2 separate regions of the Homo sapiens genome follow, and region 2 is linked to region 1. A link is a contact called in ENCODE Hi-C or POLR2A ChIA-PET data. All regions are on one chromosome and are shown on one strand. The core of a region is the stretch at or near the end of the contact, and the rest is flanking DNA. Distances in the headings are between cores, read along the strand shown.

Region 1 (6,546 bases), core at 2,689-5,188:
ATCTTTACGGTAAGAGGGCCTGAACGTTGGAATTCAGTGCTACTTACATACTGAATTCCTTCCACAGCAACAGCGACTTAAGGAATTACCTCCCAAGGTACTCCTCCACTGAATATGTATGGGGGCCCACAGTTATAGGCTTCAGGGAAATTTATATCAAGAGGCTGCAAATGTCCTGCATAGTACTAGAAGAGGGAGAGCTACCAGATAAAGGAAGTTTTGCTAAGGGGAAAAGATAAAAGAACTACCAATCAAAAACATTTATTGTGCCCTTATTATATGTAGAGTATTATGAAGGTGTTTTTGAGAATACCCAGAAATACACGTTGGAGGAGCTTGAAATATAGTGAGAAAAGACAAAAAGCCAATGAGTAAACAATACTGAGCAGCCACTCAGCAGTATGGTCAGCTGTCAAGGGAGTGAGATTGGCAGGAAATATTCTGAGCACAGAGCAGGGTGATATGACTGAGCAGGAATGATCTGGAAAGGTTTCATGTGAAGGTTTGTTTTCAGAATACGTAGACCTTAGATAGGGTAAGGCGCTGGTATCTTAGACGAAGAGAACAGAAGTAACAGAACAAGTTAAGGAAGAGTGGGCCTGCTTGTGCAGTGCTGGAACTTGTGGATCAGAACTAGCAAGAGAAATTGGAGCATCACCCACGGCCAAGGCGGAAGCTTGCAAATGGAAAAGGTGTAGTGACTGAACCTTGGCAACTATCCTCACATTTAAGAAGCAGGTAAAAGAGCTGGTGAATAACATAATGAAGTCTGGTTGGAAAGCTCTGAAGAGATCCAAGGTCAAGGACCCACCAAGGAGGGTAGTCAGCAAAGTCAAATGCCAGAGAGGCCAAGAACTCTAAGAACTGAGGAAAGACCTCAACTGTAAACCAGATGCGCTGTAAATGAGGGTGGTGGCTCTTGACCACACTGCCTGTGTGGATTAATGTGCTACTACTTTCAGCTCCATCTTTTGGATTTGTATAGGGTGTTTAACTATCACTTGAACAGGTCCAAAGTATCTGGTGAAAACAATAAACTATGGTTTACTATCGGTCCTTATTCGTTCCTACCTGTCCATAGCCATGCGAGGCATTTTAAGGCTGTGCTTCAGTGGCTTGTGGTCTTCCCTCCCGCGACTGCCCACCTCCAACTCACTTTTGTGACAGCTTTTGTTTGTGCTGCTGTCATCCATTCTCAAGTGGCCTGTCCTGCTGAGCTGATTTTCTGGGATCCTGGCTTCACAAAACAAGGAGCGTTATGCATTGGGACCTTGTCTTTGGAGACTTCGTCATGGCTGTAGGCTGCACTACAACCTTGGCCAGCTGCCTTGCAAAGAAAGACAAGTGATCGGTCACAAGGGAAACCAGATCAGGGAGAGATGGATCCGGTGAACCTATCATCCCTACTACAAACATGTGTTCAGCTGGTAGCAGATCAGTAACATCTTCTCCAGGAGTAAAGGAGAATTTATTTACATGCTCATTACATATGCAGAGTTGTGACCAAATTGCTGCAGGTGACAGGTCCAAGTTCCTATAAGGATGTCCTATGGCTTCATACCAGACTTTGTTCCGGACTTCATCTCTTAAGTGCTGTCATTTCTTCTGTACAAGCTATGGTTACTTTGGTTTCTTTTCTTCCTCTTAGACAGCAGATTCCAGCTATTATCACATAGCTTCCTCATTTATACTAGAGTAAACCATTATTATGGATGTAAGAAAATGGGTTTCATAAGTGAACCCACTGTGAAGGTAGCCAGGACAGGTGTATTAGTCCGTTTTCATGCTGCTAATAAAGACATAACCAAGACAGGGTAATTTATAAAGGAAAGAGTTTTAATGGACTCAGTTCCACATGGCTGGGGAGGCCTCACAATCATGGCGGAAGATGAAGGAAGAGCAAAGGGGCTTCTTACACAGTGGCAGGCAAAAGAGCTTGTGTAGGGGAACTCCCATTTATAAAGCCATCAGATCTCATGAGACTTATTCACTACCATAAGAACAGTACGGGTGAAACCGCGCCCATGATTCAATTATCCCCACCTGGCCCTGCCCTTGACAGGTGGGAATTATTACAATAAAGTGAGAGGTGGGTGGGGACACAGCCAAACTATATCAACAGGTCATGTACGTAAGCTGCTTAATATTTATTGAGCAGCTACACTGTGGACTGAATCAAATAGAATATGAGGATACATATGTGAAAAAATATTATTTTAATAGCTGGCTCCAGAGTTCCTCTTGGGAAGTTACTTTGTGTAGGAAAAAACTTTGGTAAACAGTTTAGGAATGGCAGGTAGCTATGAAGGCACAGATTAGGAGATGGAAATAAAAGTATTGTATAAAGAGAGGAGAGGAGGGGAGAGATGGGACCAGAAAGATGGTACAATAGTGGGAGGTTACAGGTTATGATGAAAAAATGGGGGTAGGTGGTAGGTGGATAAAAATATCATGGGAGGAACTGAAGGACTTTTAAGAGCAGGGATTTCTAATTTTAGGTTTTTTGCATCCTTAATTTAAAACCACTTATCTGCTCCAAACCTTCTAAAGAGTTGGCTATAGAAACAACCAAAGAAAAGGGGCTGATTTCGAAATTATGTGTCAGCAGGAGTAGAGAGAGGAGAGTTGTAAGAGGTGATATGTGGAGAGGTCTAAGTGTTCAGGAAAAGCAAGAACTGAGAGCCAGAAGTGACGGTGCAATCCTTGAGAGGACATTGGCCGTGGGGAACACCACAAGGTGGATAAGGGACTCAGTCAAGTTCAAGAAAATCTCTGTGGTAGGATGACTCAGCTGGATTACAGGAGCCATTTTTGTTATTTTCAACCATAATTTTTCAGGAGATATTCATTACTAGAAAATGACAAGGTCACGAATTCACTCCCCTTCCTCTTTTTTTCTATTAAATTTCTGGGCCTCAGTTTTCCCATCTATAAAATCTAGAGATTGGGCCTAGAATATCTCTGTAGTTTCCATTAGAGTCTATAGCTCTAATAATAATAACAACACATTTTTATGTTCTCTTTTGAGGTAAATTTACATGCAGTGAAATGTACAAATCTTAAATGTCCCATTCCAAGAGTTTTGACAAGTGCATATACTTCTGTAACCGAAACTCTTAGCTATAGAATTTTTTCATCACTACAAAAAATTCTCTCAAACTCCTCCCCGACAGCCAACCACTATTCTGACTTTTATCACTATTGATTAAATAATTAATATTTAATAGCTATTGTTAAATGCTAAGCTTTGTTTTATAGAGCTTCATCAGTATTAATGCGTGTATTTCTTACAAGAGTTGCAAGATGGATATCTCCATTTTTGCAGATCAAAACGTTAAGAGGTGAGAAAGGCGCCTCTGGTCATCAGCTACCAAGCACAGGGGCAGGACGTGAACTAAGAATTCGTTTTAGAAGCCCACGCTCTTAACCTGTTTATCCTAGAGTCCACAAACGATTGCCAAGAAACAGCATAAATCCAAATTCAGTCGAAAGCAATGCCATTTGCAAATTCTAAAACCTCCTGAATAATCCTAAAGGCCATATGCATTCCATCTTATCGAAGGATTCCCTTCTATCCCCCTCCCCAGAGAATGGAGAAAGGGGGTGCGAAAGACTTCAATTCGGTTTGACTGGAGAAAAACACAGAGGTGGCGTAGGATCCACACATCCCTTGGGGGCAGACCCAGCGGCGGACGCCTGGACAGGCGGCGGGAAAGGCGCTGCGACGCCCCGGGTGCCCCCTCCTTCGACGCCACTGGCATCACCTCCGAAAGCAGCAGGCACGAAGGTGCCCTGCCACGGGGGCTGGACGCAGTGGAGGCAGGCTCATCAAGCACGACCAGAGCTCAGTCGGCCACACGTCCTCCTCAATGTCACTGTCTCCCTGCTCTCCCACCCCGCGCCGCTGCACCTCCCTCCCCCCGGCAACCTGGGCGGGAGTCCCAAGCTCCGCCCCAGAGCGGACTCACAGCCCCCGCGCTCCCTCCCGCGCTGCGCCCACCGCGCGGCCGCGGCTGCCATGGCAACACTACGCCGCCGCCGCCTTTTCACGCACGTCGCGAGCTAACGGACTCGGCGGCGGCGGCGGCGGCGGCCTGCGCCCCACCCGCACCCCATCTGGACCGCATCGCTGAATGTGCCCGGACCTGCGCCTTCTGGGTAATGAATCCGAGAGAAAGGGGCGAGGGCGAGACAGCAGGTGGTGGAGGGCTCTAGCCAACAGCCCCTCTCGGCCTCCCACTGCCGGAGACGCCAGGGCAGTGGGCTGCGGGGTTCCTCGGGCGCTGGCTCCCGTGCGGGGACGGGGAGGGGCGCGGGAGCGCCAGGCTCGCGGTGCATCATGGGAATTGTAGTTCAGCGACTCCTCGGGCTCGCGGTCTTGGTGGGGTAGCTCGGACTGGCGAACTACAAAGCCCGGCGGCCCCGACCGCCGGGAAAGACCGATAAACTTTGAGCGGACCGGGACAGAAAAAAAAATCTCTCTTTGTCTTGAGGGGGCTGTTGAGTGGTCGCGGACCTGGGCTCTGTGCGTTGGGAAAGGGAAGTGGAGGTGAGCCTCGGGCTTCCCGCCCTGTAGCTGGGCCCGCCCCAGTTGCAGCGCTCAGCCCCACCCCGGCTGGGCCACCGCCCTGCACAGTCTCAGGGATGAGCAGCCGCCCAAGCTGCAGGGCCTCGGGTCTTCGGCGCCTCTGACCCTCGCAGGTTGCTGCCTTTCGGTGCAGAACCGTATGTATGTCACACATTGGATGTGAGACCTGAGAAACCGTGTTTTAACAGGTTTTTCTCCTTTCCTGGATACGTTTATTTCTGGGTTAGTCATGTTTGTTTTAAAGTAGCTCAGAGGTGTTTGCATATTAAACCCATCAATTGGTAATTACTCAAAGGGCAGTAATGTTTAAAGGTTAAGTGTGGAAATAGATAAAAAGATGTCATTGCGATTATATGGTGGTATCTGGCATTTTTAACTTTTTGCATTTTTGAATTTTATTTCTTGAGGTTCAAGGTTGTGAAATGAGTGCTCCACCCCACCCCCCCCTTGCCAGCCTGAACACTGCCTACACATATTTTGATTAGTTCAGCTTTAAATTACTAGTAACTTTTAAAAACAGACTTTTTTAGCAGTAGGCAGCAATAATTCTTTGATTATTCCAGTGTTATTCAGAATTTCTCAGCATGTTTTCGGAAGGAAAAATACCATGTTTTAATTATTTAGTTAATTCTTTATATATTTTTTATGTTCAGGAGTACACTTGAGTCCTTAGAGTTGACTCAAAGACTTGCTGGTAAAGGAAGCTGACACAGATTTACGAAACCTTCCTTGACGACCCTTTAAAATTTTTTAATAGGTAGATAACCATCCTAGAAATTTGCTGCTTTATGGAGTAAGTTGGAGAATTGTTGATATTATTGTGAGTTTGTGTGTGTGTGTGTTTAAAAACAAAAAGACCACAAATCCTATAAAACTTTCTCTTAATTAAAATGAAGTTGACCTGTGTAAATTTTACTTGAGGTTGCAATTTTGTACAAGGAGGAGATGGAAAGTAGGTTTAGTAAGACAGGTAGAAAACAAAATTGAGGCCTTATGTGATACAACATAAGGTTTGAAGTATTTTATTTATTCATTCAAAATGTGTTAGGAACCTATGTGCCAGGCATTATGCCAGGTGGTGAGAATAAAGAGATGAAAAAAGATAGTCTGTATCCTGCATGGGCAGTCTTGTCATCACAGTAGTGTGGTAGAGATAAGTGCAAGTTGCTCTAGGAGCCCAGAGGAAATAATCACATAACAGTAACATTTATTGAATATGTCAGGTGCTGTGAGGAGTATTTTGCATGCAACTCCTTACTTAATCCTCAAAACAGTTGGTGAAGTAGTTACTGATTTTTAGAGATGAGGAAACAGGCTTTAGAGGCCTTGCTCAAAATCATAGCTGGTAACGTGTGAACCTGGGATTTCAGCCCAGGTGGGTCTGGTCCTGATCTCAAGCACTGACCATTCTCTGTCATTTAGTAGAAAGATCCTGACTCTGTCTAAGGAAGTCAGGGGAGGCCTTCAGTGTGATTTGACTTTTAACTTGTGTTAAAATAGTTGAATAAGCTTTCACTGGAGTGATGATGAGGAAAGTCATTCTAGGACAAATGGATGGCACAAAATAAGCAAAGGATAGATTGAAGAATCAGTATTTTGTATTTGGGAAACGCTAGGTAGTTCTGAATGACTGGATCCCAGAATACTTGCAATTAGTGGGTGAGGCCAGATCTTAAAGTACTTGGCACCATATTCAGAGTTTAGAATTTTTCTTGATATAGGGCAGTCATTGAAGAATTTTAGCTAGAGTGGTGGTGGCGTCAGATTTGTATTTTAGAAAGATAACTCCAGCCCCAGTGTAGAGAATGGACCTGGGAGGGGAAACATTACAGGTAGTAGAAAAGCCAGTTGTATAATAGAAAAAAACAAAGTCCAGTAGAGAAGTGAAGAGAGTCTGAATTAAGCATTTGGAGTTACAGAAAGACATGGATTCAAGGAATATTTAAGAGATAAAATTG
Region 2 (6,546 bases), core at 2,155-4,654, 370 kb after region 1:
TGAAAGGTGCAGTAAAGGAAAAGGGAGAAACTGGCAAGACAAAGGGGAATTCAATCAAGACGTGTAAGTGGCTCTTCAAATTTCATACACCTGACTGACCTAATGGTTAAAAACTCAACGGCTGTGCTTATTCATTTATTCACTGATATTTTAAAACAAAAGTATCTTGAGCACCAGCTGCATGGCAGGTACTGTAGCTGGAGGCAAGAGATCCAGGGAGCATGGACATGGGCCCTGGCTGGAGCATCTTGGAAGGACAGTGGAGGCAACGACCATGTGGGTTGGGACTAAGGTCTTGCCTGGTGACATCTGAGCTCTCCTCAGCCTCCAAGTCCTCTCTCAAAGCCACAGCTTCATCCTTCTGCCCTTACACCTCGCTGATTTGCCTGATACCCTCTCTAAACTCCCCTTGCACTATGCCCTGTGTCACATGCTCCTCTGTGATTTAGTTTTTAATGACTTTCCCTATTCTAGAGCATCCTTCAACACATCCAAAGGGCAGAAACAATGCCTTTTCCCGCACACGAGGCCTCCTCCATGGTGGGGAGTTTGTGCATATTTTCATTTTTTGCCAACTCATCGTCACAGATCAATCTCCCTCTTATTCATGTGTCCCTTACAATTTTAGTAGATCCTCACATCCCTAAGCTTGGATCCTTTCCTTTCAGAGGCTTTGCATACCGCATTTCCCTAACAACTCTATAACCACGGGGTGCTTCTAGGAGTTTTGGTCTTCCCTTTTTGAGGCTTGGCCAAGATCATAAACCAGACCTAAGGGTGCCCACCTCTGTCAGGTGAAGAGGACACAGCAAAGCCACCTAAAATTGTCTCCTCCACTGGTTTTTCACATTATCTGAACCTCCACTATCATATTTACTCTTGTCACAGTCACTGTGTGAGAAAAATAATTTTTTTAAGAGTGGAAATGAGAAGATGAAAAGGGAAAAGGAAAGCATCACAATGCCACCCTTTGAGCCAAGAACTTTATTTAATTTTTTCCATGTCATATGGAATTGTACGTAGTTTCAGGTTTTCTTTTAAAAGCCTTTTGGCTCTTGAGTCAGGCTAGAATCCTAGATATGAATCCCACCTCTGCTCATTACTAGCTGGGTGATTTGGGGCAAGGGGCTGAACCTCTCTGTGCCTCAGTTTTCTCATCTGTAAAATGTGATTAACAGCAGCACCTACCTCATAAGGTTGTTGTAGGATTAAATGAGTTAATACAGTAAAGTGCCTGGCACATAGTGAGCACTCAGAAAAATGCTGGCTGTTATGAGGAAAGCAGGATATCTGGGCAGGATTGACAAAGGAGTGTGGCCGCACAACCACACAGATTTCTGTCAATTGTCTACGTAATAACTGTTGCTTCCAAGCAGCTCTCTGGCCAAGCCTTCCCCTGGGGACCCGGGCACTAAGGACACGAGGAAGCCCAGTGGAAAGGCCAGGCCAAGGGAGCGCTGAGGTCTGGGCCTGGCTGAGCATCTCCATGAGGGGCCCTCCGACAGCAGGTGGGAGGGCGAGATCAGGGCAAAGGGGGCCTGTGAGGAAGAGGGGATCATTACAGAGAGAACCAAGAGGAGTACAGGGTCAGCTCAGCCCACTTAGCACCTTTGCACCTGCCGGCCCTGATGACCGGCCATGATCGTTCCATTTTGGGGCTTTTGAAGAGGTGGGGAGGTCCTGGGCCCAGCCAGGACGAGACTGGGGAGTGTTCTGCGGCTGAGTTTGGCTGTGTAATTAAAGCCCTGGTGTCTAGTGCCGAGAAGAAAAGAGAAAACAGCATTGGAACCCAACTGGCAGATGTGCTTGTTGTGCTGAGAGAAATTCACAGAACCTTGTGGTGCCATCTGGCTGAGAGCTGACTGTTTGCATGATGCAGTTCTCACTTAAGGAGGTGAAGCATCAAACTCCCTGGCCCCACCCACCTGCCTCTGCATCTGGGCAGCTGAAGGTAAGGGCACTCAGCAGCCCCGATGTAATGCCACATCCCAGTGTGCTCAGGAGGAAGCCACCAATCTTTGTTCTCTGCCTAAGGAAAGAAAAACAGCTAAAACAAAGCATTCTAGGACTGACCTTTGGTACAATGTTGGAAATATGAAAGAAATATAAATGTAACATTTTAAATTTCTGAAACGAGGAATAATTATCAATTTCATATACACAAAGTAAGCCCAGTAGGCAGGCCTACTAGAGCAGTGGTCTCCAAATTTTTTGGCATTAGGGACGGGTTTCATGGAAGACAATTTTTCCACAGATGGGGTCCGGGGGATGATTTTGGAATGAAACTGTTTTGCCTCATCCTCAGGCATTAGATTCTCATAAGAAGCACCCAACCTAGAGCCCTCACTTGCGCAATTCACAATAGAGTTCACGCTTCTATGAGACTCTTATGCTACCGGCTGATCCGACAGGAGGCAGAGCTCACGTGGTAACGCTCACTTGCCCACCGCTCACCCCCGGTTGTGTGGCCCGGTTCCTAACAGGCCACAGACTGGGACTGGGACCTGCCCGAGGCTGTGGGGTTGGGGATCCCTGTGCTAGAGGCTCTCAGAAGCATTCTCCATCTCCAGATAATATTCTGTCCCTCCACATGTGAAGGAGACACAGAGCTTTCCTGATGGAGCCTGGCAGGTCTGTCTGTCTTTATACACACCCATTGTATAGAGAAGTATTCTGGATCCAGGGTATATCATGATCATTGTCAATTTTCAGAACATCTCCTGGGCTGGTGAACTGTGGTTAGATAATAAAGAGTTGCTGGTGAAATGCCTCAGGGTGTGGTTAGAAAAAAGAAAGAAAAACAAGTGGTAATATAGGGTGCGGGGGGAGGTATGGGGAGGCTGGGTAACTGTGATTTTTAACTCAAGAAGGAAAAAGGGAGAGGAGAAAAAATGAAGACTCTATAGCTCATCTAGAGTGAGCCAAATTGGATCCCAAACACTAACACTTAATGCACTAAAAACTGTATAATTCAAACATCTCTCAACACAGAAGATGGGTACCACGTGTGTAACAAAACATAATTGAGCTGAGGTGAATCCCTGTCCTTAAAAGAGGTTTATAAGCTAATAGTGGTGATGAAGGTGAGGAAGACTCTTAGTTCCACTCAGAAAGTGAGAGGATCTGAATACTCCAGAAAAGGAAAAAGATAAGAGGAGAGATGAAATGAGATTGGCAAATTGTTGATGATTGTTGAAACTGAGCAATGAGTATTGAAAGGCAGGGATCATTACCTGACTCTTCTATCCAGGAGGCCGTTAGTGGACCAGGAAGTCAGGACAAGATCTGAGGTGAAGAGCTGGTGAGGAGTGAGACAGCTGCCAAGGTCCACCTTGTTCCCCTAAGGAGCTGAGCTCTTTCTCTTCCTTCCTTTTAGACAGGTTCATTAAAGCTGGCCCACTCCACATGACCTAGAAGGACTGGGTCAACCCTGAAAGGTTTGCTCCATAGCCCAGAATGACAACCTCTGACATCACAAATGCAGGATTGGAGAAGGCATAGTTGGCATGCAAGCCGTATTGATTTTTTTACAAATCAGAGCTTCATGCTTGCTGCTGAGAACATTTCACCGGGCCACGAAGCTGCTGCAGGAAGTTTTCAAGTCCTCTCCTCTACACCGTGACCTTAACTTAGAGAGCACTCTCAGCCCCTCCTCCCATCCCCCCGCACCTGCCCAGGTGGGCCCCACTGCTCTCCACACCCACACCCACCTGGTCGTTGCTCTCTACCGAGGAGGCTCTCCCTGCTTTGCTGTGCTTTTGTCAACTTTCCTGCAGCTTCCCTGTTCTGGGAGGCTGAGCTAGAGTGGAAACGACCAGCTTCCCCAAACAGGCAGCTCCGAGAAGGCGTCTGCTCCGCGTCTGCTCCCACTGAGCCAAGGTCCAGCCCAAACGCTCAAATTAGAGCTTGTTAGCCAATTGCTGAAAAACTGCAGGGGGACTCATTTGTAAGCAAACTAATGAGACATCCCAGGATAGAAAGCCTGGTTTTATTTTTAGCATTTCAGAGCTGACACCCCAAACACCTCTATAACCACCTGCCAGTCTGAAGAGGGAACAAGCAGAGCTCAGGATGTGGTGCCGTGCGAGGGCGGTAAGTGGAAGGAAGCAGCGCATGGGGAGGGTGCCTTGGAGACCAGAGGAGCACAGCAAGGGGAGGATGCTCAGCTCTCACACCTGCTCTGTCTTGGTCATAATGAAAAAACAGCTCTGACACAGGGAGTGTGTCAGAACACCACAGTACCCTCTGGGACTGTGTGGGAAAACAAAAAACAAAAACCAAAACAAGGGAGACTCCTTCCCTCTTAACCTCAAATGGTCCCTCTTAACTCCAGACCCTTGAGCGTCTTGCTCCGCCACTGCATGGGGCAGGTGCAATGTACTCTGTGATCTGTGATCTCCTTGCTATATTCCTGGCAGGGGCTCTGCTACTGTGGGCTTTCACAGCATGACTCCAGCCTTGCTGCACTCAGGCCTCACTGTCACCAAGTGGGCTGGGGCTGCCCACCAGGGGGGCATGCAGGGCCTTTCCCTCTCCCCATGCCCTGGTCTCAGGTACACTGCTGCTGCATGCCAGCTCTTTTCTGCTGCATCCTATGCAGCCACTGGGCCACTTGCTCCTCCCAGGCAAATGCTGAAGAGACACTCTGCTCTTCAGCAGATTGGTGCACACCTATATTTAGCCACATTGTGGAATATAGTGACAATGATACTTTGTACTCAGGAGACACCTTTTATCAGAGGAGTGTGATGCACTCTGCAAACATCATCAGCACGGCACCCTTGGGGAGGAAAGACTGTGCCAAGTCTTCCAATCCCCAGGCTTACAGCTAGAGAGATTGAAGCCAGGGAGGCGGGGTGTCACCAGAATCTCCTAATGAGTCAGGAGGCCTGAACGGAGTGATGAGGTGCTCCTGGAAGGTTTTCATCACACCTGCCTCTTTCTGAGCCTGCAGAGCCTATAGTTCCCCCTAGAGCTGGTCCTCTCTCCCTCCCTGGCACAAAAGTGTTCCTTTGCTCACACAGCTGTCCCTGTGCCTGGACACACTTGTAACTTGACTTTAAAAGCCATCTGCCAGCTCACTAGAAACACAGACATGCTGTCTGTGCTGGGGCTTACATTTGCATCACCGCGGTACCTCGATGCTCAGGACAGATATTTCTACTCAAATCTATACCTTGCCTGAATGGAGCTATGAGGGTGTGACCCAGAGGAAGTGCTGTGAAACTCTGCATAAAGAGATTAGTTCAGATGCCCTCTCTTTTATGACACAGGGTAACCAATCAGATACTCCACTTCCCAGAAGTGGCTGGACACAGACTGCCCTGTAGTAGAGAGACAAAGCAGTGGGATGAGTGGGTCCTACGTAGGGATCCTCAGGGATTCCTTGGGCACAAGCAGGATCTCTCTTCTCAGAAAGAGCCAACAATACCATATGTTAGAAGCTCAAAACCAACTGTATTCTTTTCATTCTGTTATCACTGATAATTACTAGCATGCCTTTGTAGCAGATGCAACGGATGTGGCAACATTTCTCATGCCTTAGCAAGGCCGAAATGGCAAAAAGCAATGCTAACCAAAGGGTCTTTGGATAGAGAGTGTTCTGTGTAGGGGTAGAACAGTGCTTTGGTTCTGGACACAGGCTTTATATTCCCCAGACCCCAATATAAACCCCACTACATACCCTGTGCCACAACTGATGATTGACATGACTTCATAGTGAGGCGCAGTCTATGTCCTCCCTCCTCAAACCCAAGCAGATATTTGCAAATTCCTGTACCACTAGCTTATGGTGGACATGATGGGGTGTGACTTCCAAGACTAGAGTATAAAAGGCAATACCACGTCCATCTTGGCACCTTGCATTGCTCCCATGGCGAAGCCAACCTCCACGCCCTACACTCAGCAGCTCTGTTGGATAAGCCTGTGTGGAGAGAACAGAGACCTCCAGCCTCCAGCCTGTCCCAGCTTCCCAGGCAGGTGTGTGGTTGGGCCATCTTAGGAGCAGGCTGTCTAGCCCCATCACGACGTCAAATGATGGCAGGCCTAGCCAACTCATGACTGCAATTGTGATAGGGACCTCCCAGGGAGAACTACCAGACCAAGTCCTTCCTGAATTCCTCATCAACAAAGACAGAAATCATTTTTGTTTTTTAAGCTACTATGTTTGGGGGTGATGGTGTTATATAACTAAAACGCCATGGGGCAATTCGAAGCAGAAGGGTGCAGTGAGACGATGCATGGGGGAGAATCCATCTGGCCACTGTGTAGAGAACGGACTGCAGAGGAGCAAGGATCGGGGCAGGATGACCAACTATGAAAAACAGCCATAGCGGTAGTAATTATGCCTACTTCATAGAAGCATTTAAAGTATTCCATGAGATACCAGAGGTACAGTGCCTAATAATGCCTGTCTCAGAGTAGTAGCAATGATGGGCATGTCTCATTTTATTGTGCTTTGCTGTATTGCACTCTGCAGATACTGTGTTTTGTACACATTGAAGGTTTGCAGCAACCCTGTGTCAAGCAAGTATATCAGGGCCATTT

What was found. A loop is a pair of places that touch in the nucleus more often than their neighbours do. ChIA-PET counts read pairs that join two places held with the same protein, here RNA polymerase II (POLR2A). Pooled maps may share reads with other maps.
Region 2: a pooled map shows a loop between it and region 1 (4-fold over the local background). The contact joins the promoter of LINC00544 here to the promoter of KATNAL1 in region 1. A Hi-C loop is called at or near these places in 1 of 168 maps with a recorded cell type or tissue (ascending aorta) and 10 of 50 pooled maps. POLR2A ChIA-PET finds 5 or more read pairs at or near these places in 1 of 52 experiments (activated naive CD4-positive, alpha-beta T cell).

Annotation. Positions count from the first base shown.
Region 1 is chr13:30,304,943-30,311,488 of GRCh38, reverse strand. It overlaps KATNAL1 (katanin catalytic subunit A1 like 1), which reads left to right and starts at 3,938. Exons shown (of 11, transcript NM_032116.5): 1 at 3,938-4,158. RefSeq lists silencers at 3,934-4,163, 4,194-4,303.
Region 2 is chr13:29,933,389-29,939,934 of GRCh38, reverse strand. LINC00544 (long intergenic non-protein coding RNA 544) reads right to left here and starts at 3,404. Exons shown (of 5, transcript NR_033889.1): 1 at 3,234-3,404; 2 at 2,654-2,733; 3 at 1,926-2,029. RefSeq lists enhancers at 3,971-4,090, 4,221-4,340, 5,061-5,120.